2 separate regions of the Homo sapiens genome follow, and region 1 is linked to region 2. The links are chromatin loops, found by intact Hi-C in ENCODE. Cell type or tissue: mesothelial cell of epicardium. All regions are shown on one strand. Each heading gives the region's core, and the rest is flanking DNA. Links, peaks and the distances in the headings are about the cores only. Region 1 holds the start of LINC01451 (long intergenic non-protein coding RNA 1451). Region 2 holds the start of MIR126 (microRNA 126).

What was found. Hi-C counts contacts between places; a loop is a spot of excess contacts. Peaks named below come from ENCODE experiments on the same cell type or tissue, not always from the same donor. Only the 100,000 strongest peaks of a DNase experiment are listed, where the experiment ranks them.
Region 1: it touches region 2 in a loop (21-fold over the local background); 1 of 110 quality-filtered maps calls a loop at or near these places.

What each region holds. Positions count from the first base shown.
Region 1 is chr9:136,615,646-136,627,804 of GRCh38, reverse strand. LINC01451 (long intergenic non-protein coding RNA 1451) reads left to right here and starts at 10,624. Exons shown (of 3, transcript NR_135288.1): 1 at 10,624-12,159. In mesothelial cell of epicardium, for the core only: no CTCF peak of the experiment used is centred there; DNase peaks (open chromatin) are centred at 2,474, 3,733, 5,436, 5,741 and 1 weaker place.
Region 2 is chr9:136,664,572-136,675,975 of GRCh38, reverse strand. EGFL7 (EGF like domain multiple 7) reads right to left here. Exons shown (of 11, transcript NM_016215.5): 3 at 11,191-11,284; 4 at 7,614-7,735; 5 at 7,303-7,419; 6 at 6,255-6,370; 7 at 5,967-6,062; 8 at 5,646-5,807; 9 at 4,962-5,026; 10 at 3,888-4,050; 11 at 3,298-3,712. The coding sequence starts at 7,693. The coding sequence ends at 3,690. It overlaps AGPAT2 (1-acylglycerol-3-phosphate O-acyltransferase 2), which reads left to right. Exons shown (of 6, transcript NM_006412.4): 5 at 1,169-1,241; 6 at 2,049-2,833. The coding sequence ends at 2,224. It overlaps MIR126 (microRNA 126), which reads right to left and starts at 5,374; the gene lies at 5,290-5,374. RefSeq lists enhancers at 702-1,201, 5,542-6,041, 6,042-6,543. In mesothelial cell of epicardium, for the core only: a CTCF peak has its summit at 4,146 (motif pointing right); a DNase peak (open chromatin) is centred at 4,175.

The DNA.
Region 1 (12,159 bases), core at 1,888-9,887, 50 kb after region 2:
AAGCCTGTGGGGTGGCCCCGTGGCTCCATGAACCTGGGGATCTTCCAGCCAACATCCGTCTCCCGGGGGCAGGGAGGGCTCCCCACGCTGCTGGTGCCAGGAGAGCTTTGAAGCACCCCAGAGGCACTGTAAACCAGGTAATGAGGGTGATTAAATCTCATTCAACTCAGAAAGGAAAAGGATCTTCTTCGGGGTGCCAGGAGCCGGCACCAGCCTGTGTCCTCCACCAGGCGGGGATGACCGTGAGAAGCACGCTAGGACAGGCAGGGCCTCGGCTTGGAGGCTGTGGAGCAGTGCTGATGCCTGCATTGCAATGAGCTTTGCATCCATCTCTGCCACACCTCAGGACGTAGGAACCATGAGTACCCGTCTTTGCAGCTGGGGAAACAGGCTCCACAGTTCCGCGGCTGCACCAGGTCATGGAACCCTTCAGGTGCCGCCACCACCAGGCAATGCTGCCTTCTAGGGGCAGAGCACGGGGCTCCCTGGATGGGCTCAGACTCGGCACTGGGCCTGCCTCTCCCTGGGGCTTCACTACCCCAGCCCCAGCCAGTCCTGGCAGCAGCAGGGAGCTGGGAGCCAGCCTCCAGCCCCTCCCCGTGCTCCAGCTGGGCTTCCTGGGTCCCCCCTGCCCCCAGTCCAGGTGTGGGCTGGGATGGTGTGGGGGGCGGCGAGGTGGGCAGGGCAGGGGGCTGGACACCACTTCTCTGGGCTTTTCTTGAGAAAGGGCCCCTCCAGCCACGCCCTCCTGGGCCGCTATCAGAAGCCAAACACAGAGCCGGGGAGTGTCAATACCTCAGGCCTCCACCTGGCAGCTGGTGCCCGTGAGCCAGGGGCCAGGCGGGAACTCCGTAGACCCCTCTGAGCCCAGAGCTCTGTGCTATTTTTAACACCACTGGGAGAAGTCAGGCAAATAGTGTGGGCCCCTCCCCACAGCCCTGTGACCTCCACCCCTGTGTTTGCACTCTCACTGGGCAAACAGGCGGCGATAAGGCAGAGATTAGAGGATCGCTCAGCTCCCAATAAACAGCTTCTTCTCCCCCAGCATGGGATTCCCAGCACCAGACCCCAGGCTGGCAGCTGCAAGGGCTGAGAGTGCAGGTGCCCCCGCCCTGCCCCCACCCCTGCCCCCGCCCTGCCCCCACCCCTGCCCCCGCCCTGCCCCCACCCCTGCCCCGCCCTGCCCCGACCCCTGCCCCGACCCGTCGTGGCTCTGGCTTCCCGGTCCGAGGCATCTCCGGCACCCCGGGGCACACCACCAACCCAGGAGCCCCTGCCACCCCCGCAGTCCCACCCTGCAGGTGGGCATCTGCCGGACGGGGTTGGGGTTTGTCTCCAGCAAGGGCCAACCAGGTTGGGTTTGGATGGACATGGTTGGAGCTCGGCCACCATGCACCTGCTGTCTGCTTTGCCGTTGCTGCCCCGTCCAGCCTGGCTCTCCACCTTTTGGTGCTGGCTAGGAAGAGTTGAGGTGGTGGAGGGGACGTGCTGACACACAGCAGGCACTTGGCAAGCCGGCGACCTGGCCTCCCAGCCCCACACTGGCCTGCCTGGCTCCCTCAGCTGCCCTCCGGCCTGCGCCTGGCCTCCCTCCTGCACCCGCTCCAGCTGGCCCGAGTTCCCTTGAAAGTGCAGGGCCAGGAGGGGACATGGCAGCCAGGGAGGCATGATGGGGCCCAGCAGAGTCGACAGTCACTTCCAGAGTGGCGGGAGGCGCTCGCCCTCGGCAAATGCCACTCGGGATGGACTCAGTCTGGGGTTTGGGCAGAGTTTGAGTTGGAGATCCGCAGAGCTGAGGCTAAGGTTGGTTTGGAGCCAGGGTCAGTCTGTGCCTGGGATCAGAAGCCAGGCTCTGATTGAGGTCAGAGGTCACCCCGTGGCTGGGATGGGAACTCATTCTGTGCCTGGGTCAGGGCTCAGGCTATGGCTGGGAGCAGAGTTTAGTTTGTAGCTGGGATCAGGGGTCAGTCTATGCTTTTGACCAGGGCTCAGCTTAGTCTGGGATCAAGGGTCAATTTGGGCTGGTGATGGGGGCTCAGTCTGTGACCAGGGTGAGGGGTCGACCTATAGGTGGCCTCAGGGGTTAGTCTGCGGCTGGGGTAAGGACTTGGTGTATGGCTGGGATGAGGGTTCAGTGTGTGACTGGGATCAGAGGCCAGCCTGTAGCTGGGATTAGGGATGAGTCCATAGCTGGAGTAGACACGCAGACTGTGTCTGTCAAGACTTAATCTGTAGCTCGGATCAGGGCTCAGACTGTAGCTGAGATTAAGGATCAGACCAGGGCAGGGGCTGGAGTTCAACCTGGTCTGGACAGTCTCTGCCCCTGCCCCGGCCGCCCATTTTTCCCCAGCTGTCCTGGGTCAAGTTGCTGCAGCTGAACTTTGCTTCCTCTTTGGATCAGAGCGTTCTTGGCCAGCACCCAGCAGCTGATTCCCCAGGGGAGAGGCCCCGTTCCCGCCAGCCACATTCCCACGCCGGCCTGGGAGGCTGCCAGAGAGTGGCTGGGTGTCGGGGGCTGCCTCCCAGGGGACCTGCCTCTCACCCTGCCCAGCTCTGAGGACAGCACGAGATTCCTGCAGATGGAGCTCCTAACCTGTGAGTTCCCTTCCCCAGAGCCCAGTGTCCCCGTTCCCGCCTTCCTGCCCAGGGCGAGGGGCCGGGGAGATGGAGGGCTTTGCAGGCCTGCAGACCAAGGTGGGAGAGGCCGGGCGCTTCCCCCAGGTTCTGTGACTCAGGAAGCCAGCCATGGGTCTGTATCTCCCTGGGCCTCGGTTTCCCCAGGAACAGAGTGGGCAGGGGTGATGGCTGGACGGGAGCCATCCAAGGCCCCTCTGGCCTGTCTCTCATCCCAGTGTGACAAATCTGACTGGCCAAGGATGCACGGGGGCCTTGGCTGCTCCTGGGGGCTGACAACAGCCTGGGTCCCTATAGACCCATTGAGGCAGGTGGGTCCCAGGAGGAGCCAGTTTGTCCTTAGAACCAGAGGCCCATCCCAGGAGTCTGCGGGTGAGACCTCCAGGTGAGGCATCACCTCCAGCGGGTTCGTGCAGGGGTCGAGGCCTGTGTGGCCAGAGGGGCCCGGCTGGCTCTGAGAGACTGGCTGGCGGCTGGAGCAGGTCTGGGGCAGGTGCACCGTCTGAGGGTGACTCCGCCCAGCTCCCAGCTCCAGGGGGCTGAGGAGCCCCAGCAGTTCTGGGTGGACAGCTCTGAGGTCAAAGCCTGGGGCTGGGTGAGGCTGAGAGCCAGGGGCCACAGGGCTCCATCCCCAGTCCTCAGGCTCAGGGGCCCTTAGGAATTCCTGACTGCACGTCCTGAAGGCACAGCCACCACACAGCTGGGCAAGAGTCCCTAGTGTGCGGCTTCCTCCTGGGAGCCTCCCAGCAGCTGACGTGGCCCCGTCATCCCACTCTCCAGAGAGTAGCGCTGAGGCTGAGATGCTGCTGACCATCCCAGGCCCTGACAAGGCGTGGTGTGTGCTGTGCGCACAAGATCCCACATGGGTGCTCTGACCAGGTTCCCCAAATTCAAAGGGAGAACATGGAGGACCAGGGAGGGACAGGGCCTTGGCCCAGGTCTCTAGGTCCAAGTTTTGGGAGCTGCCTCTCTCTGATGCCCCCTGTCCTCTCTGGGGACCGAGCAGGCTGGGACATGTGCAGTGGGGGCTGGGCCTCCTGCAGCCCCACGAGATCCTGCAGCTGCTCAGCCGGTGTTGCAACCGGGCTCCCCCACTCCAGACGTGTCCCAACCTGCAGCGGCCCCTGCCCCTGGGCCCAGAGGAAAGCCTCGCCCGCCTTCCCAGGGCCAGGACAAGCCCCAGCGAGGCCTGGCCCCCGTGCCAGCTCTGAGCGTGAGAAAGTGCTGAGCCGGGGAGGAGGGTGTGGAGTGGCTCCAGGTGAGTGCCCACCTTCTTGAGCCCAGCCCCCAGCTTCTGCCCTTCCTGGCCGCTGACCCTGGCCCTGTCCTGGAGCTGGGGCAGAGAGTACCAACCTCCAGCCCCTCGGGGGCTGGCCCCTGGCTGCAGCTCCCACGCCTGCCCCTCAGCTCTGCCCCTGAAGCAGTGCGTGGCTGCACACAGCTGGCGCTAAATAGCTGTCTCCATCAGGACAGGAGGCAGAGCTGGGTGTCTGGCCATGTGGCCAGCAGGGGTCTGTAGGGGTGGAGGAGGCTCGCCAGAGCAGTTCCTTCCTTGTTGGAGTCACTGATCTGGGCTGTGGTGGGCCCTGGGTCAGGTGTGGGGCCTGGGCCACCCCAGAGATCCCTGCTGTCCTGCTGTCCCAAGAGCCAGACACAGAGCCCAGAGTCTTTGGGCCTCCTTGGCAGCCCTGGGGTTCCCAGGATAGGGAGCCCCACATTCCCAGCATTCACCCAGGGCCCCGGGAGCACCGAGGCCTGGTCTCTGGGTCCCAGGAGTGGCCCCGGGTCCTTCGTGGGCCACTGGAGAGAAGGAAGGAGAAAGGAGGAGGGGCCCAGAGCCAGGAGTGCACGGGGCCTCCCTGAACCCTGACCCTGAGGGGCATGAGCCCACGGTGGGTGTGGGGCAGGCGCCCCGTCCTCTGAGCAGCCAGCTGTGGAGGATGCTGCCCGGGCATGTGCCCGCTCTCCACACCAGGAGCTGCCTGGTGGGAACCGGCCGGGGCTGCCCTGAGAGCCCAGCAGCATCAGAGGCGGGTCCCCCATCACGGGGCTCTGGCTGGAGCCTCCTAGGCCCACTGGCTTCAGACATATTGTCTGCTTCACACATGGGGAAACTGAGGCACCCAGCAAGGATGCAGCTGACCTAGGCCACCCAGTCTCTGCACCACAAAGGGGCTTCCAACGGCCCCAGAGCCCACCAGGCCCATGAAGGCCCCTCAGGACTCCCTGTAGGGGGCTCAGCCTTGGCCCCAGCAAGACTGGGGAGACACCAGCTTTGCCCAGGAGCTCCGGGGAGGCTCCCGGGAAGAGGCGTTTCATGCCCCAGGCGGCTGCAGACCGACCGATGTGCCTGAGAGACAGCAGGGGCGGCACCGTGGCTAGGGAGAGCGGTGCCCGGGCAAAGCCCCTGCACAGAAGAGAAGATCCAGGCTGCTCCCCACGTGTCTGTGTGATGAGGCAGAAGAGGCAGGGCGCAGGTCCTGGGGGCTACAGGACTCAGGAGCCTGAGGCATGGGGCTGGGCCTGGCGTCCCGCCCGTGCCCTCCCTGGTGGGCCGCAGGTCTGTCCTCACCTGCCTTGGGCTGTGCTGGGCCCTGACCAGAGGATCCCCTGGGCCTGTCTGCCCCCCAGCCCTCGGCTCACTCAGCACTCTAGTCCTGGACCCTTCACCAGCAAAACCTGGCTTCCACAAGCCTCAGTGTGAGGGGCTCCTGTCGGACCCTGGAGATTCCAAAGTGGTTTTATTTAGGCCACTCCAGGCGTGGCAGCACCCAACGACCAGGGGAGAAGATGTCCCAGGGACCACACAGCGATGGCACGTGTGACCGGGCACTGATGGGGACAGCAGGGTGGCTCGCTGGCCTGGCTCTCGGAGGAGTCACTCGGGATGAGGTGGGGGGTTGGGGGACAGGCAGGGGCCAAGGACTCGAACTTCATCCCTCGGGCAGGGGTGGGTTTCGCTGGTGCACGAAGACGTCCAATTCACACCTTAGAAAGATGCCCCGGGTCCTGTGAGCAGTGCTCAACCTGCACAACCACACGCTACCAGGTTCAGCCTGGAGGATGGCAGGGGCCTGGTCCTGGGGTAGAGAGGAGGTTGCCCACCTTCAGGAGCCTCCTGATCCCATGGCCAGCCCCTCCACCACTGAGCCCACCTCGAGCATCCTGCCCCGGCAGCTTCCCCCACAGGGAGGGGCCACCCTTGTTTATGGCCAGGTCACCACGGCTCCTTCACCATCTGCTGCAGAGGAAGGAAGGCCCCCGTTACCCACCCCACCTGCGGCGGCCGGCGCTGGGAATGGGAAGCCGAGGGGACCAGGCCACCTGTTCCCAGCCTAGGAGGAGCAGGGGGAAGGTGAGGCTGGGCTCAGCTAGACATGAGCCTGTGGGCCTCCAGCCAGGTTACCCCCACCCAGCCCCACGAGCCCACCCAGCCCTGCCTCTTCACCCTGGCTCTGATCGTGTCCTGGAGAGGCGTCCTGAGCCCCATACGTGCCTGGGCAGAACGCACCATCTCCCCCGACACCCAGGGTCCCTGGGGTGAGGGCAAGACTCCACACCCAAGGGTCCCTCCCCTTCCCCCATGAGCCGAGAGGGGCTGTGCTGGGGAGGTCAGCCTGGGGACAACGTGGGCCCTGGGAGACGTGGTTGTTCACAGCCTTCCCTGCCTGTGAGAGGTGGGATGGCTCAGACTCTAGCAGCCGTGGGCCAGGCTGGGGCTGCCACAGCCCACGCATCTGGTGAGGGTCCCGGCAGAGCATCCTGTTCAGAGGCGGGAAAGCCACAGTACGGGGGCCTTGGTGGACCTCACTGCCGAGGGTCTGTGTACAGAGCACCTTTTCCCAAGGAGCCGTGGCAGGGCAGGACCCCCGCCGCCTCCCAGAACCAGCAGGTCTCCACGGGGTCCTTGTGCCCGGTGCGCCCTCCCCGTGGGAGAGGAGCCTGCGGAGAGGGCGGCCGGCAGGTTGGGGCCTGAGCCGGGGAGTCAGATTTCTGCCTCAGCACTCAGGCGGGTGTCGCAAGAGCAGAGAAAGGTTGGCCGCAGGCGCTGGGTGGGCCTTAGGGGGGCCTGAAAGGACTTTCGTGTGGGAAGAGGGGGCTTTCTGGAATCCCAGGACCCCCCACACGGGCGAGGCAGCCGCACTCTGCCCGGGGGGCCCCAGGTGGCGGTGGGGTGGGCATCTCCTCCCCGTCCCCAGAAATCGCACGCTGGGCCCGGCGCGGAGGGAGGCACTGGCTCCTCCCGGCAGAGGCCTGCGGGCTGGGGATGCCGCAGGGGTGGCCCCATGGGCACAGGGGGCTGCGGCCTCCGTCCTGAGGTCCCCTCTCAGGAGGAGAGCCCCTGGGGGCCTGCAGGGGTGCAGCCGCATGCAGAGGCCACTGCGAGGGTCTGGGAGGAGGAGCCCCCTGGGAAGCGGAGCTCAGTGTGGGCCCAAACGCTCCTGTGACCCCAGCAGCTCGCCCCCTTCTCTGGGCCTTGGCGTGCTTCCTCCAGGGGCTGCCCAGGCTGCCAGGCTCTGCCGAGCTGTGTGGAGCCCCCGGGCGTCCCCTCCAGGTGCCCTGGGCAGACATGGAGCGGCTCTCCAGCCCAAGCCGGCCCTGCACTCAGGTCTCAGCGTCCATCTCTGCTGTGGGCGACTATCTCGGGTGGGACCAGGCCACTCCAGATAGCAGGCGCTGGTTGTGGGGGGCTGGAAATGCCCCACACCCCTCTCCGGCCTCCGGCCTGGGTCTGGCAGGGGCCCAATAACTGGCCTGGCTGGGCCTTTGGGGTCTGTGGCCCGAGCTCTGTCAGGGGAGCTGAGACAGACACGGTCCAAGCGGCACCCCCAACCCCAGGTCAGCCTGGCGGAGGCCCGGGAGTCCTGAGGGAGGGTCTGCAGCCCCCTCCCCACTTCCTCTCCCCTGCACACTCCAGGCTGTCCTCTGCAAGGCCGTCACTCCGGGAGACACGGGCCTCCTGCCTCTCTTCTTCCCTCACCATGCAGGGGCAGAGACTGGGGAGGGTCCTGCGGGGCCAGGAGAGATGTTCAGTTTTCACTGTTCTTGGACTGTGACCCCAGCTGGGTGGGTTCGACCTGGTGGGACTGGCCCAGGCCACCCTGGCTCTTGGGCAGCCTCCTGGGTGGCCCCTCGGCCTGCCCCTTGCGTGTGGCCATGGGCAGCCAGCCTTCCGGGCCCCAGTTCGTTGCACAAGTTCCTGGGTCAACACAAACAACCGCGGTGCACCACAGAGTTCCCGGCCCGGCTTCCTCTCCACTCTGTGCGCAACCTCTGGACGGTGAGCGCCGCTGGCCCAGGCCCTGGTCAGGTGCCGGCCTCTGACTGCTCTGTGGTCACAAGTCACTGAAGCAGCTGGGCTCTGTGGGTCGGGGCCAAGCACCGCAGCCTCCTCTGGGGGTGCCAGTAGTGCAAGGCGGCTCCCTGTGCCTGCCAGGGCTCAGTCCCCAGACCACCGGCCTCACCAGTGAACACAGGGACATGACGCTTACACCCATCTGGAAAGTGGGGAAATGCACACGGGGGCTCCAGTGCTTCCTGGCCATAAGCTCATCTGTTTCTGGTGAAAAGAACCCAACCAAACCCACGTGGCAGGACTGGCGTCTTCTCCCTAGCTCAGAGAAACTGAGACCCAGAGACATGCCTAGCCTCCAAGGGTCCCTAAAATTCCTCCCCCTCTTCCTCCCGTGGCAGGACTGGCCTCTTCTCCCTACCTCAGAGAAAATGAGATCCAGAGAGGTGCCTAGCCTCCAAGGGTCCCTAAGGCTCCTCCCCCTCTTCCTCCTCCTCCTTCAGGAAGTCCTCCTGGACTGCCTCACCCAGAAGGGGTCTCGGCCTCCCTGGGCAATGGGGCACCCCCTACTGATGCCCTTTTCTGGCTATTTGAGGACAGTTGGTGCATCCAGTTCTTCCCTGTCTCCCCCCACTGGATTTGGCATACATTAGGCGCTCCATAAATGTTTGCCCATTGCTTGGCCCAACTCACATGCCTCTCTAGGTGGAAGGTGTGCTCATCTCCACCCGGACAGCGTATGTGTGCCAGCGAGGGCTCTGGTCTCCTGGCCTCCCCACCTTTGCTCCCAACGTGCCGTCAGCCAGAAAGCCAGGAAGCTGTTCCCGCAGGAAAGTGGCAGCCGGGAGAGCAGGGGCAGGCCAAGGACCTCAGGCACCCCAGGCCTCCGCCTCCTCTCCTGGGACCCGCCTCCCTCACACTCCCTCCTTGGCCCCAGGGGACATCTGAGGTGGGGGCTGCAGTGTCCTGGCGCCCAGGCTGAGTCTCCACTGCCCAGACTGCCCCGTGCTCCTGCGTCCAGAGCCGGCATGTCCTGGCCCAGCTGCGGCTGTTGGGCTGTGGCTCAGAGCCTGGCCTCGGGGCCGGTGTGACTTGGGTGGGGTTCTGCCACTTGCTGGTGGTGTGACCCAGCCAGCAGCCTCGGCTTCTTCACCACTTCCCTCACAGGATAAGGAAGTGAAAGATGGCAGGTGCTTACGGAGCAGTGGGCGCCCACGGAGACTGGCCACGGCCACGCAGGGGTGCAGGGGGATGGCCAGGGTCCCGTCCACGTGGGACTTAGGTCTCACTTAGTTCCAAGGAGAGCTGTGCCCCGGGAACCGGCCTCCATGCTGCCTGCACCACCAGCTCCTGCGCCTCGAGGGGCCGCACCCGGCAGAAGTGCCTGGTGTGGGGCCTTCGTCGAGGCAGGTCTTGGCTGGCAGCACCTGCCACAGGCCTGCGCTGGGTTCAGCACGTGCTTCACAAAACAGCAAGTAATGCCTGCACTACAGAGGAAAATTGGCCAGTGCGGAGGTGGGAGGAGAGGAAAAAACAGGGCTGGGCTGGCTGGAGATCCCCGCTGGGGCTGGTGGCCCCCCAGGCCTCCCCCAGGTGGTTCTCACACAGGCAGAGCGGCCGGGCAGGACTTCCCAGCACCTGTGCCTTTCCCCCAGGTGACAGCAGGCCAGACACCACGTGCTGACAGTGACTCTGAGTTTGTGTCGCCTTTTCCTTTAAAAGAATGACCTCTCCTTCAGCCCAAACCCTCTTCCATACACCTCGGCAAGCCCACCTCTTCCCTAGCTTCTCCTAGGCTGGCTGTGGCTGGTGTGGGTGCCCGGCTGACAGCCCCACCTAGGGCCCTCTCATGTCCTTCTGGTTTTGGCTGCTGGGGAGTTTACTGCCCTGGAAGGCAGTTTCCACACTAGCTCTCTGCCAGCCGCTCTCTGCACCTGCCTGGGAGGCCTCCAGGCACGCCCCTGCCCAGCCTCTTCATGTGGGAGTCCCAGGGGCAGCAGCCGCCGGGGCCAGGCCTTCCGGCCAAGCTCAGATGCCTGCTCTTTCCAGAGCCTCCCGATCGCCCCAAGTAGAGGAGCCTACAGAGCTGCCCCCAGCAAGGAGCCTCTTCTCACCCACGATCTCTTTCATTTTGCAGCGGCTCAGGGTGCCGCCATTCTCTCCAACTCACAGGGGAGAGGACAGGACAGAGACACTCACCGGAGGGCACCTGGTCTGGAGGGGCCGCCTCCTTCAGCTCCAACCAGCCCCAGGCCCTGCAAAGCCCCTGAGGGCCAGGCCCACCCGATGCTGCTCGACTCAGTAGCCTGGCCCAGCGTGGCGGCACAGCTTGCAGGAGGCACGAACCTGTTCCCAGCACACGGGCCCCACCACTTCCCGCCATACCGTTTGGGGCTCGCGTCTCCTGTGTGGGTGCTGGTCCCAGACCTGGGGCCTGCCAGTCCCCACACCAGTGCCATCGAACTCCAAGGGCCCTGTCCTCCCCACTCCGCCACACCCCGTGGGCGGCCCACATCTCCTGCACGGCTCTCAGCCCCTCCCCCTGCAGTCCTGAGGGTCTCCCCATAATGGCCCTCTTTGGCACTTCCTAAACCCAAAGAGGCAACAGATCAGAGACAGGCAGGGCTGGCCGAGGCTCCTGCAGGGAAGTGGGCAAGGCCCTCCCTCAGGCCTGTGCCCCCAGCCCCCAATCCCACACCCCCATCACCCCCAGGTCGCCCTGCAGGCACTGTGTGTTTGGACAGCTGGAAGCAGAGCTCGGCCTGTGACCTGCCTGGTCCAGCAACTGGACCTTCTGGAGGTGAGCCTGGGAGTGGCCGAGCAGAGGAAATCACCCCCATGGGGAGGTAGGGGAGGGGTGAGGCCCCCCCCACCAGGTTCTGGAATGTTCCGTGGGCTGGATCCTGGAGAACCCACTTCTCTGGGCTCCAGAAAGGCAAGGGCAATGTTTCTTTGACCTGAGAAAGCAAAGCAGCCCCCCGACATCCTTCCACACACTCATCCCCTCTGGTGGGGAGCCGGGGGGACACATATGAGATGGACAGGGTGGGGGCCCACACCCCAGGCTACTCGGACAGCAGGGGTCAATCCCGACGGGCTGGAGAAACCTCAGGCCCCAAGTGCACCAATGGCCCAGATGGCTGGAGACCTCTTCCTTTGTCTCCTCTGTCTCCAAGATCCAGGAGCCCAGGCTCAGCCTGCGAACCACCTGGCCCTGGCCCTGGAGGGGGATGGGGAGGGTCTGTGACCATCCTGGGGGGTATCTGCGCCCCCTTCTTCTACCTGGGGACAAGGGCGCGAAGTCCCATGCAGCCCCCATGCAGCCTCACGTGCCTGACGATGGGAGCCAGGCCAGCCCCTCACACGGGTGCTCCTGGGCAGCCTCTCTGGTAGCCTGGACGAGTCACCCCAGGGGCACATGCTCCAGGCAGCCCCCTCACCTCAGGGGGCATGGGAGGCGCTGGGGGTCTTCAGCTGGTGATGGGGTGACTGACGAGGATCAGCCCCAACCCCGGGGTCCTCTGGCCGCTGGCAACCGGAGCACTCCCCCAGTTGGAGCTGAACCATGACTCCAGTCCTTCCCAAGAGATGGTGGGGAATCGTCACCATGGCTGGAGTCCCGCAGACTGGGCAGGCCAGACAGGCCCTTGGAGGAGGCTGGTGGGATCCGAGTGGGCAGAGGGGAGACGGAGGAGGGAAAGGCAGCCCCAGCCTGCGGTGGTGCTTGTCCTGGGCGGGAGGGGCCCTGCTGTCACTGACGTGGGAACCACCGAGTCACCGGAGGGGCAGGGGCAGAGGGGTCTCGGTGGAAAGGGGGTCCCCAGAGGCCTTGGGAGACGGGGGAGGTGCCTAGGGCTCTCTGGCCTTGGTCTCTACCAGCTCAACGAGGGCTTTGTTCCAGGGGCCCCTGGGTCCCTCTGCCTCCAACAATCTGGGCTGCGTTTTCTGAGCACCTACTGTGTGCTGGGTGTGGGCGTCCGGGCAGGCACTGACTAAGCCTTGTCCCTCCCCAGAGTCACAGTGAGACACACAGCCACATCCTGTAAATGAAGACCTCGTGGCTCAGAGAGGTCAGGTAACTTCCCCAAAGCCTGTCTGGCCTCCCAGCACCATCCCTAGTCCCAGAGGGGAGGTGGAATGAAGGCAGGGCTAAGGCCAGGCTGCATGGAGGCAGAGGCACCTGCCGGCCTGCAGGACCAAAGGTTCTATTGGAGGCAGTGCCTGGGCAGACA
Region 2 (11,404 bases), core at 1-8,000:
ACCCATCTGGGTGGGGTCTCGCTCAGGGCAGGGGTCTCAGCTCCTTCCCTCACACTGGCCACTAGTGGCCCCCAGTGCCTGGCCCTGTGCAAGGTGGTGGGGAGGGGGCCCTCCTTCCAGAGGCTCCCAGCTAAGGCCGTGAGGCCTGGGGAGCCCCGGAGGCGCTGGGCTGGGTGAGCATCCTTGGGCTCTGATCCCAGCCCTGCCCAGGTGCGGGGCACACCTGCCCAGCCTGGGGCTGATGTCACTTCCCTTTGGGGGCAGAGTGAGGGCTGGATCAGCTCTGGGAGAGCAGAGGGGAGACGGGCGGCTGTGATGGGGTGGCTGGGGGTGGCCGCAGTGCAGCTTCAGCCAGGAGACCCACAGCTTTTCCGTCCCTGCTCCCGGTCCCCAGCCTACCTGCTGGCCCCCTCCCTCCCTGCTGCCAGTCCCCAGCCTACCTGCTGGCCCCCTCCCTCCCTGCTCCCAGTCCCCAGCCTACCTGCTGGCCTCCTCCCTCCCTGCTGCCAGTCCCCAGCCTACCTGCTGGCCTCCTCCCTTCCTGCTGCCAGTCCCCAGCCTACCTGCTGGCCCCCTCCCTCCCTGCTCCCAGTCCCCAGCCTACCTGCTGGCCCCCTCCCTTCCTGCTGCCAGTCCCCAGCCTACCTGCTGGCCCCCTGGAGGTTCCCTGGCTGCCTCGGGTTAATGATCACCCCCAAGTGCCCTTGGATTTGACCCCGGTGACTTCCAGGAACACCAGCAGGCTCCACCCCTCCCCCGGGCTAGGGCTGCCTCCCTCACTGGCTTCCTGAGATGGAGAGGACTGGGAGAGAGGCGTGGGCAGGGAAGAGTGCCATAATCTCCTCCTAAACCGGACAGGGCCCTGCCCCCCTGGCTAGCTGCAGACCCAATATGGGGACAGGTGTGAACCAGGCAAACACGTGCTAGCTCAGGAGGGCTTCCTAGAGGAGATGAGTAAAAATTTGCAGGATGAGCTTATGGAACTCTGGGCCAACCAGAGCAGGACACATATCCCAGGTCCCAGGGGCAGGACAGCCACAAGGACCCATGGCAGCAGCGAAGGCAGGGGTGGGTGGGCCGCAGGACAGGGCTCCCCAACCACATGCAGCCTGGGGTGTGCCTGGCCTGTCCCCAGGGCTGCCTCAGCTGTGCGTCTCCCTGCCTGCAGGTGCCCATCGTCCCCGTGGTGTACTCTTCCTTCTCCTCCTTCTACAACACCAAGAAGAAGTTCTTCACTTCAGGTACCCCCACATGTGTGCACCCGGGGTGTAGGCCCCGCCTGACCCTACAGTCACGGAGCCCCGGGCCCCTCATCGTTCCCATTTCCGGGTGGCACCCGTGGCGTGGCCACACGGTGACCATGTGGCGAATGAGTGACTCAGGCTGGAGTCCCAGCTGTGGGCTTCATGGCCTCATGGCCCTGTGAGATGGGTGGTGCTGGGCCCATTTTTCAGATGAGAAAACTGAGGCTCCAAGAGACTTCACACGGATGGACCCCAGCTGTGCACACAGCTTGGGGGCCTGGAGGGCGGCCTCTGAGCCCATGTGTCCAGGCTGATGCCCGCATAGGGTAGATGGAACCCAGGCAGCCCAGGGGCACAGGCTGCGGGGCTCATGACCTCTTGCCCCTTCCAGCCAGTTCCCAGAACGTGGGCACCTGGTGCCCAGGCAGGACAGTGGGGTCAAAGTTGGAGAGCAGTGGGGGAACCCAGCTCCATCTCTCCCACAGCCCCTCGCCCCGTATGGAGGGCAGAGGCCAGGCAGTGAGGTAGGGGCTGATCAGGAAGTGGGGCTTTCTGGGGGCAGTAACAGGGGAGCGCAGACTTGTCGAAAATGCGGCGTGAAGGCCAGGCAGCCATGGGGTTTACTGCAGCAACGTTACTGCAATTAAAATAACCCACCACGGCTAGGGAGTCCAGGGGAAGAGCCCGGCCTCGGGCTTCCCAGGGAGGGGCTGTGGGGGGCTGGGGAGAGGCGAGGCCAGGGCAGCAGGCTGAGGTGGGCCCCAGCTCCCCACAGGCCACTGAGGTCTGTTGCTTCCCCCACAGGAACAGTCACAGTGCAGGTGCTGGAAGCCATCCCCACCAGCGGCCTCACTGCGGCGGACGTCCCTGCGCTCGTGGACACCTGCCACCGGGCCATGAGGACCACCTTCCTCCACATCTCCAAGACCCCCCAGGAGAACGGGGCCACTGCGGGGTCTGGCGTGCAGCCGGCCCAGTAGCCCAGACCACGGCAGGGCATGACCTGGGGAGGGCAGGTGGAAGCCGATGGCTGGAGGATGGGCAGAGGGGACTCCTCCCGGCTTCCAAATACCACTCTGTCCGGCTCCCCCAGCTCTCACTCAGCCCGGGAAGCAGGAAGCCCCTTCTGTCACTGGCCTCAGACACAGGCCCCTGGTGTCCCCTGCAGGGGGCTCAGCTGGACCCTCCCCGGGCTCGAGGGCAGGGACTCGCGCCCACGGCACCTCTGGGAGCTGGGATGATAAAGATGAGGCTTGCGGCTGTGGCCCGCTGGTGGGCTGAGCCACAAGGCCCCCGATGGCCCAGGAGCAGATGGGAGGACCCCGAGGCCAGACGCACACTGTCCGAGCCCTCTGCTCAGCCGCCTGGGACCCACCAGGGTGCAGCTGGGCTCCAGGGTCCAGCCCACAAGCTGCATCAGGCTCTCTGGGAGAGGAGGGGCCTGGAGGGCCAGGAGTCCCAGACTCACGCACCCTGGGCCACAGGGAGCCGGGAATCGGGGCCTGCTGCTCCTGCTGGCCTGGAAGACTCTGTGGGGTCAGCACTGTACTCCGTTGCTGTTTTTTTATAAACACACTCTTGGAAGTGGCTGGGGAGCTGTGGTCACTCACAGGGCGGGCAGGTGACCAGGGCGGTGGAGGCGACGCTGTGTCTTCCCAGCTGCCCTGCCTAGAGGCCCAGGGTGCAGGCACCGCCACCCACCCGTGTTCCCTATCCAGGAGTGGACCCACATCACCCTATACTACTTCCATCGATGGGTGGGGGTGTCGCCTAACGGGCAAGTGTGCCGGGATCCTCAGGCTACTGGGAAGGAGGCCAGAGATTTGCTCTTTGGCCTCTGGTTGGGGCCAACATGTCCCCAGGACAAAGCTCTCTGTGGCCTCACAGAAACCACCTGCCCACCCCCTCTGCCTTGGACCCCCTCCCCACCCCACGACTGCCCGCTCCACCAGGCCCCCTTTGCCAGCTGGCACCCAGCAGTGGGTCTGGGAGGGGTGGCCAGGAGGTGAGCGCCCTCCTCCCAGGCCCCCAGTCCATCCACTGACACAGCAGCTCACGTTTCATTTTTATTGTGCTGGGGGTCAGGCAGCAGCCCCCACTGAGGCCCCACCCAGCCTCCGGGCTGCCTGGCCTGTGCCATGGGTCCCAGGCTCCAGCAGGGAGCTCGTACCTTCCCTCAGCTGAGGGCCCACCTGGCCTTGGGATGCCGTTGGGGTAGCCAGGGTGGGGGTAGCCAGGGGTGGATTCACAGAGAAGATCCCAGCCCATCCCATGCCAGGGTCTGGGGAGCCTCCCGAGGAAGGGGAGGAGGAAGAGGAGGAAGGCCCTGCCTGGCCTTCCGCTCAGTCACCCCGAGGTGGTTTCTGGACCCCCAGCATGTTGGGCAGGGGCATGGGGGCTGCAGGGCGGCGTGAGGGGCTCAGTCCAGCCTGGGGCGCTGGGCAGTCACGAGTCTTTCTTGCAGGAGCCTAGGGTTGGATGAGGCGAAGGTCAGAGATCACTGCTCCCCACAGCCTCCCCGCCCAGCTAGATCTGACTGGCCCCTTGGCCTTTGGTCGCCCCCGACCCCCAAGCCTGGGTAGCCCCTCTAGGCCCACTGGGCCCAGACCCGGGAGGAGGGCTCTGGAGGGTGGGGGCACTCACAGGACCCCAGCTGCTCCTCCAGGAAGGAAATCTGCTCGCTCAGGGAGTCGATGCGGCCGAGCTGCTGGAAGGAGTGCACCAGGAGGCTGCCGGGGTCCGGGAGCCCATGCTCCAGTGCCTGCGAGGCCAGGCTGTGCAGTGGGGCCAGCACCAGCTGCAGCTTCTGTGGGTGCAGAAGGGCAGTGACCCTGGGCCGGCCCCCGCCCTCTCTGCTCCACCGGGGTCTAGGGAGGACCCCTGGGAAGGGCTCCACAAGCCTCCAGCCCCCGCCTCCGCGGCAGGGCTCCAAGTGTCCACTAGAGGGGGCTGCCGTGGCAGAAAAGCTTGCCGCAGAGTGGGTGCCTGGGGCATCAGGCTGGCGGGGTGGTCCCAGCCTTGGGGTCCCTGGCAGGAGAACTAGGGGGACAGCTGGACCACTGGCCAGTGGGAAGACTGGCAAGAGCTCTTTGTCCTGGTGGGGACAAAGATGGGGGGGTGGGGAGGTCTCGTCTGGGTCCAGGCTCTGTGTATTGTCTGGGGGGCTGTCAAGCTTGGTTCCTCCGGCCCTGGGGGGTCCTGGTCAGTGTCCAGCTGCTTCTGCCCAGCATGGATCCAGGCCAGGGCCCCCTCGGCAGTCAGCAGCGAGGAAGCCACCTCCCCAGGGCCAGGACCTTTTCAGACCACCCCCAGCCATCCGTGGGTCGGGACCATGTCCCAGGAGACTACGGAGCCTGTACCCGGGCCTGGGCCTCTGCTGTTGTGAAGACCTGCCCCCTGCCGACGTCTCACCTCCTCCAGCAGGTCCACCCTGGACTGCCTGCCTCCCCCCCCGACGCCTCATCTCCTCCAGCAGGTCCACCCTGGACTGCCTGCCCCCCCGACGCCTCACCTCCTCCAGCAGGTCCACCCTGGACTGCCTGCCCCCCCGACGCCTCACCTCCTCCAGCAGGTCCACCCTGGACTGCCTGCCTACCCCCCCGATGCCTCACCTCCTCCAGCAGGTTCACCCTGGACTGCCTGCCCCTCCACACCTCACCTCCTCCAGCAGGTCCACCCTGGACTGCCTGCCCCCCCCCCCCCCCACCAATGCCTCACCTCCTCCAGCAGGTCCACCCTGGACTGCAGCCTCTGCACTTCTTCCTTCATTGCACTGTCCACTCCTGCGGGCAGAGCCAGGCGCTGGGTCACGGCCGGCCGGCTCCCCACCCACACCCCCAGGCTCCCTCCTGTCCCCAGGGAGAGGCAGAGCCAGAAGACTCAGGCCCAGGCCTCTGCCGCCCCCGCTGCCTGCCTGGCGCTGGCCAGAGGTCTCAGGGCTATGCCGCCTAAGTACGTCGGGGCGGGTGGCTCTGCGCAGAGGCTCAGGGTCCCGGCCACGCTGAGGGAGGTCAAGGCTGAGGTCTCAGCGGCGTTTTCGATGCGGTGCCGTGGACGGCGCATTATTACTCACGGTACGAGTTTGAAGTGTCACAGCGCGTACCAAAAGTAATAATGTCCCGTCGCCAGCGGAGGCGTGGCGTCTTCCAGAATGCTGCGCTGGATGCAGACAGGACCCCGGGACGGGGCACTTCTGCCTTCTTGGCTGATATGAGGCTCCGGGCAACCTGCCCCCAGTTCTCGGGAACCCACCTATCCTCCCTCCCCATCCTCCCTCCCTGGAGAGGGAGTCCCCACCGCCTTCCGCCCAGATTCCAGTGCCCCCCACCATGCCTAACAGCCACACGGCAATGTCCACTGCCTGCCCGCCTCCCCAGGCCAGGCACAGCCAGGGCTGTTTACCTGTCGGGTTGGGGGCCACCCTGGGGGGCCCTCCCTTGGGCACACAGAGTGTACCGTCTGCAGACAGGCTGTGCCCCTCCCAACACTGGCACCAGTAACTGCCGGCGGTGTTGACGCAGCGCTGGGGACAGCCGCCCCTCCTAGCACTGCATTCATCCACATCTGCAGGAAACGGGGTGTCAGGCGGCCATGCCTGCGGGAGGGGTCCTGCCCACACAGCTCCCTTCACAACCACCCACTCATGGGCCAGCAGTAACCCCAGGACATGCAAGGAGGTGCCCAGGACCCTTCCAGGGCCCCCCAGGGTAGAGCCAGCCTCACCTGACTGGCAAGTGTCACCCCGCCATCCTGCAGGGCAGCGGCAGCGGCCAGGCTGGACACAGCTCCCTCCGTTCCGGCATGGCGGCTGGCATATTGCTGTGGGCGGGGGAGGCTGGTCACCAGCTCAGTTGGGTCCCCAGCACCCTGTGGGGGCAGCTGCTAGGGAGTGGGTGCTCTGCGGCAAGGTGGTGCTTTGCTCGGGGTTCAAGAAAAGCAGCAGGAGCGTTGCTGGAAGATTGGGGAACAGTCGCCCTCCTAACACCGGGCGCCGAGGGACATAGCCCTCACCTGCTCCACAGGCCCCAGGAAGCCCGCTGGTCCTCTTCCAGCCGGGGCAGCACGCGTAGCGAGGCCTGGCAGGGGCCAGCCCAGGGCTGCGGCGGTAGGCGGTCCTATAGATGGTTCTGTGGGGTGGGTGGGACAGCTCAGAGGGGCATCCTACTCCCCCTTAGTCACCTGCTGGGCATCTAGAGTCCCCTCTCAGAGTGCACAGGGTCACCCCAGCATGCCCCCAAGGGTCTTCTCCTCAAGGGATGGCACTGAGGGGTCACTGCACAGCCGTTTCCCTGCCTGGGCCTTCCGGTGCTGGCCGGGACTCAAGCCACAGCAGGAAGGCCCAGCCACACTCCGCATGGAGCAGAGGCAGTGGCCAGGCCTGTGTGTGCCCCCACCTATCTGGTCTCCTACTGTGGGGGCATCCAGGCCCAGAGGAGAGGGTGTGCCCGGCCTACGGCGAGTCACGGCAGAGTGTGGGCCCTGGGCATCGGAGCCCTTCTTAAACCTCCAGAAGTCTGAATTCCCAGGCCCCTCCCCCAGCAGGGGGTGGAGCTCCCACACCCAGGAAGGAGGACTCTGAGACTTAGGGGTGTGTGCCCCTTGTGTGGGCATACAGGACATTTCAGGGTCTCATCTGTGCCCACTGGGGGCCGTCATGTGGAGGGGGGTGCCCAGTGGAGTGGGACCAGGGGAGTCAGGCACCATTCTGTGTATATGGGAACTTGCAGCCAGGGATGCCAGGGTAGGGAGGGGTTAGTCCCCCGGAAGTGGAGGGGTGCAGACAGGATGGGTGACCCCTCTAAACATGGGGATGCTCTTAGAGGTGCGGTCCTTTGAGACGTGTCGGGGCAAGAGCAAGGATTAGGACACTGGAGGTGATCGTGGAACCCCTTGGCTCCGGCCGCCCTGGGTCGCCCATCTCAGGCAGCCCTCTCATGGCTCTGGCCTCAGTTTCCCATCTTGGGTCCCAGGATTCACCCCCGCCTCGCCCCTGACATGCTGATGTGTGGCCGACTTGGGAGGCTGGGGCTGGGTGAGCTCGGTGTGGTGGGGCACTCACCGGTAGGTGCTGCAGGCCCGGTGCCCGTCGCAGGTGGTGAGGAAGGGCTGGTACACACGCTGCACGAACGACTCGGAGACAGGGTCCCCGTGAGCCCGGACAGCACACACCCTACGGCTGCGGGGGTGGAGAGGGGGTCAGCCCAGGAGTCCCAGAGCAGGACCCAAGAATGATGGGAACATGTGGCCGGGGCAGGACCCTCAGCAGGAGCCCCCAGGGAGTCCCCGACAGGTGCTGAGGGCCGCCTCTAGGAGGTGCTGAGGGCTCCCGGTCCCCCCACCCCAGCACTCCCAGGCTAGGGCTTGGCTCACCCGGGCCGGTAGGCGTGCTCTGTGCCGCCCACTGCCAACACCAGAAGCCACATCAGCAGCACCTCCTGAGAGCCCCTCATGGCCTGTGCCTCCAGGCGGGGTGGCCTTCTCCTCTGGGTGGCCTGGGGCACAAAGCATGACCCCTAAGTCTCCCCGCAGATGCCCCCAGGACGCGGGTGCAGTTTGCACTTGCTCCGCGAGGCCTGCCCAGCTCATCTCCGCTGGAGCCTCCACCGGTGGGACAGCCCCACGGTGGCGCCCACTCTCTCCTCCGCTGGCCCCCTCTTCCAGCTAGCCAGACCCTCGCCAGGCACAAACAGCTGGGGCCACAGCCTGGGGGCACAGGGGGGGTGACGCTGTCCAGAGCTCTTGGTGCAGGAATCGAGTGGATCCTGCTGGGCATCTGCCCGAGGCTCCGGGAAGGATGGCTCCAGCTACGGGTGGCCGTTTCTCCTGTCCTGCCTGGTTCCAGGGCCCTCCTCACAGCAGGGCAGGGGTGAGTTTGCACCCCAGTCTATGCAAACGGGGTGTTCGTGGGCAGAGCTGGGATCCAGCCCCACCAGGGACCTGCCGGCCTCAGCCCTTCTGGAATTTGATTTCTCATCTGAGTGTGGAACCGGCCCCAGCAGGTGGGCCAGCAGCTGCAAGCCAGCAGGAACCGTGCGGAGGGTGCACACATTCTAAGACCACCAGAGGGGCGGCCTTCATTTTAGAGGGGGTCCTTCCCAGGCTGGGATATGTGTGCAATCAGCCTCCAGGGATCCTGGGACAGTGGCTGTGCCAGGTGCACACCTGGGGGTGAGGAGCAGCCCCCGACAGTGTCACCGGAACCGGAATCCAACCCCCTCCTGGCTGTGCAGCAGGAGCCAGGGGCCCGGGTGAGGCTTCCTGAGAGCATGAGAGCCCAGAATTAATGGTCTGTGGCAATGCCGGGGATGGGGATTCTGTCCTATGCGCAGCCAGGGGTCTGGAGACCTGGCGAGCCCCTGCCATGCTGCAGGGTCCCACCCAGGGCCTCTCACGGGTGCTTCCCAAAGGCTGGGTGGGTTCCTTCCGAGGCACTGCAGGGCCCTCCGCAGGGAAAGGCCAGGCTTCGGGTCGGGGCAGAGGCTGGGGTAAGGCTGTCCCTTCTCTGGGATTCAGTTTCCTCACACACTAGAATAGGGTCTCTGAGGCCCCTCCTCAGCTCTGACAGCCAGTCCTATAAATAGTCACACTGTCCTCAGTCGCTGCTGGCCAGCCCCACTGGGTGTGGAGCACGATCCCACACCTGCTTCCCACGGGCACTGCCAAGGCATCACCCGGTCCCAGCGGGGAGGGTGGCTGGGGGTCCTTCCTGGGCCTCCAGTCCTCTGTGCGCTGGAGAGAGGAGGGCAGGGCAGAGGCTGCCAACTAGGCAGAGGCTGCCCTGGGCAGCTGAGGGGTGGGGACTTAGCTTGGGGGCAGGGGGGGCATCACAGCAGTTTTTGGGCAGGAGTTTGTCGAGGGGGCAGAGCTGGCTGGAGATTAACTCTGGGGATGGGCCCTGGATGAAGGACACTGTTAGGGGCTGGGTCTGGTGCGACCTCAAGGCAAGACTCGAAGTCGGGGGACATTGGGGAGTGGGACCCGGGAAGGAAGAGGTAGGGCAGCGGCCCGGCGGCTTGATGTGGGCAGGGGGATGCCAGGGCGGGCCTGGGGGTAGGCGAATCTCCCAGACCTCATTGCCCCCCACACATATTGGCACAGCTCCCCCCCACAATTCCTGAGAGTCGCCTGGACAGGAAGCGGTGCTAAGTGGAGACTCAATTTTTGAAAGTCATGTTTTCCCGAGGCCAGAGGAAGCCCGTGGTGCTCTCCGAGCCGGTGCTGCAAGCCCCATTTCCCCGGGGGGGGCCACGGCCTCGACCCAGGGGTGCCGGGCGGGGAGGGGGCGGCGGCGCCAGGTGGACCAGCAGTCCGGTCCCCGTGCCCCCAGCGCCCACGGGCTCCCTCCCCACCTGCCCGGCAGCAGCCCCGCAGCCCCCACCCGCGAGAGGCCGGGTCCGCAGAGGGAGGGGCCTGGCTGCGCCGCAGGCACTGGCGGACCCCTCGCGGCGGGAGCAGGGCTGGGGACCGCGGGGCCCACGAGGGAGGGCGCAGAGGCGGAGCGAGACGGACCTGCCCGCCGCCCCCTCCCAGCCGCGCTGCTGGCTCCGGGGTTCGCGGGGGGCGGAGCAGGCGGCACAGGCTGGGCCCCGAGGCGCTGAGTCGCGCCGGGTCGGACGAGGGGCCGCGGCGACCCCGGCCCTCCCCGCCGCGCCGCCCGCCCGCCCGCCGCCGGCAGGGGGAGCCGGTTCCCGGGGCCGCTGGGCCCATTCTCCCGGCCCGGCCCGACCCAGCCGCGGGCGCCCCGGCCCGCTCCGCCCCCGGCCCCAGCGGTCGCGCTGCCTCGTCCCGGAGCCGCCCCCAGCTCCGCGCGCGGCCAGGTTCCCCGCCCCCGGGGGCTCCGCGGGTCCCGCCCTCGACCCAGCCCGGGCGGCGACCGGACCCCGACCCCGGCGCGCCCCGCTCGCTCCGCACTCACCGCCGGATCCGGGGCGCGCACGCGCCGCCGCCACTGCCGCCCGAGCCCGCGCCGTGGGGGCCCCGAGCCCCGCCCCGCCCCGCCCCCGGCCCCGCCCCACCTGGCGGCCCCGCCCCGCCCCCATTGCGCAGACGGGGAAACTGAGGCCCCGCGGCGGACGAGCTGCCCCCGGGCGGGCAGTGACTCTGCTGGAACCCGGGGCTGACGCAAACGCGCCTCTGAGCCGCGGCCCGCCAGCACCCCCTCCGGGAATCCTGGGGCCCGAGTCCCCGCGGCAGGGCGCTCGCTGCGCGGTCGCTGGGGACGCACGACCAAGCCCGGCCGCCAGGAGCCAGGAGAGGCCGCCCAGGGCGCCCACACTGACGGGGCTGCGGGCCCTTTGCTAGCTTTCAAGCCCCCCAGGCTGAAAACCACCCCGGGACGCCCATCTCAGCCGCTGGGGGGCCGCGCGGTAGGCGCCCGGCGCAGGTTAGCACTGAGCTGGGTCCTGCAGCCTCGCAGGCAGTGGGCATCATGACCGTCCCCACCGCAGGCCCAGAGACCCAGATCTCCTCTGAGACCACATGGCAGAGCCCAGGCCTGCCTCCTAGCCTTAGCGTGTTAGGTTGGGGGCCCCTGCGCCGGCCCCCACCTGGCCCTCTCTCAGGCATCAGGCACCCTCACCGGGGTCACTGGGTCACTGCTGAGTTCAGCACAGTCAGGGCCATCGCAGAACACTCCTCCCAGCGAATCCACAGGCCCCCAGAGAGTCTCCTCACACCAGAGGTCCCTGGGCTGGTCACCTCTCTTCTCCAGGCCTCCATTTCCAAATTTATAAGATGGGGCTAAACAGCCCTGGGATCTAGTGACGGTGAGGTCGTGGCCACACAACAATTGTTACAGCTGTTACTGCGGGCGCGGCACGTGGGGCTCGGGCCAGCCCAATTCAGCAGCCCCTCAGACCCCAGCCGGAGCCAGCGCCCTGTGTCATAACCCGCGTGGGCGCCGGTGTGAGAAGTGTTCCCTCGGAGCAAGGGGTTTGCTGGGACTCACCTGGCGGAGGAGAATCAGTCATCCCCCGGACAGGGGCAGGAGCTGCTCCTCCGGGTGGTGGGGGCCACCTGTGCCTCCCCGGTCCTGGGGGCTGCTGGTTGGAGAGGAGTTGTGGGTTAGTGCCTATGCACAGTCCTGGTCACCCTGATGTCTGGGGGCTGGGAAGGGGCCCGGGACCAGCTTTCGGTGCTGCTGTGGGACCTCCGCCTGCACT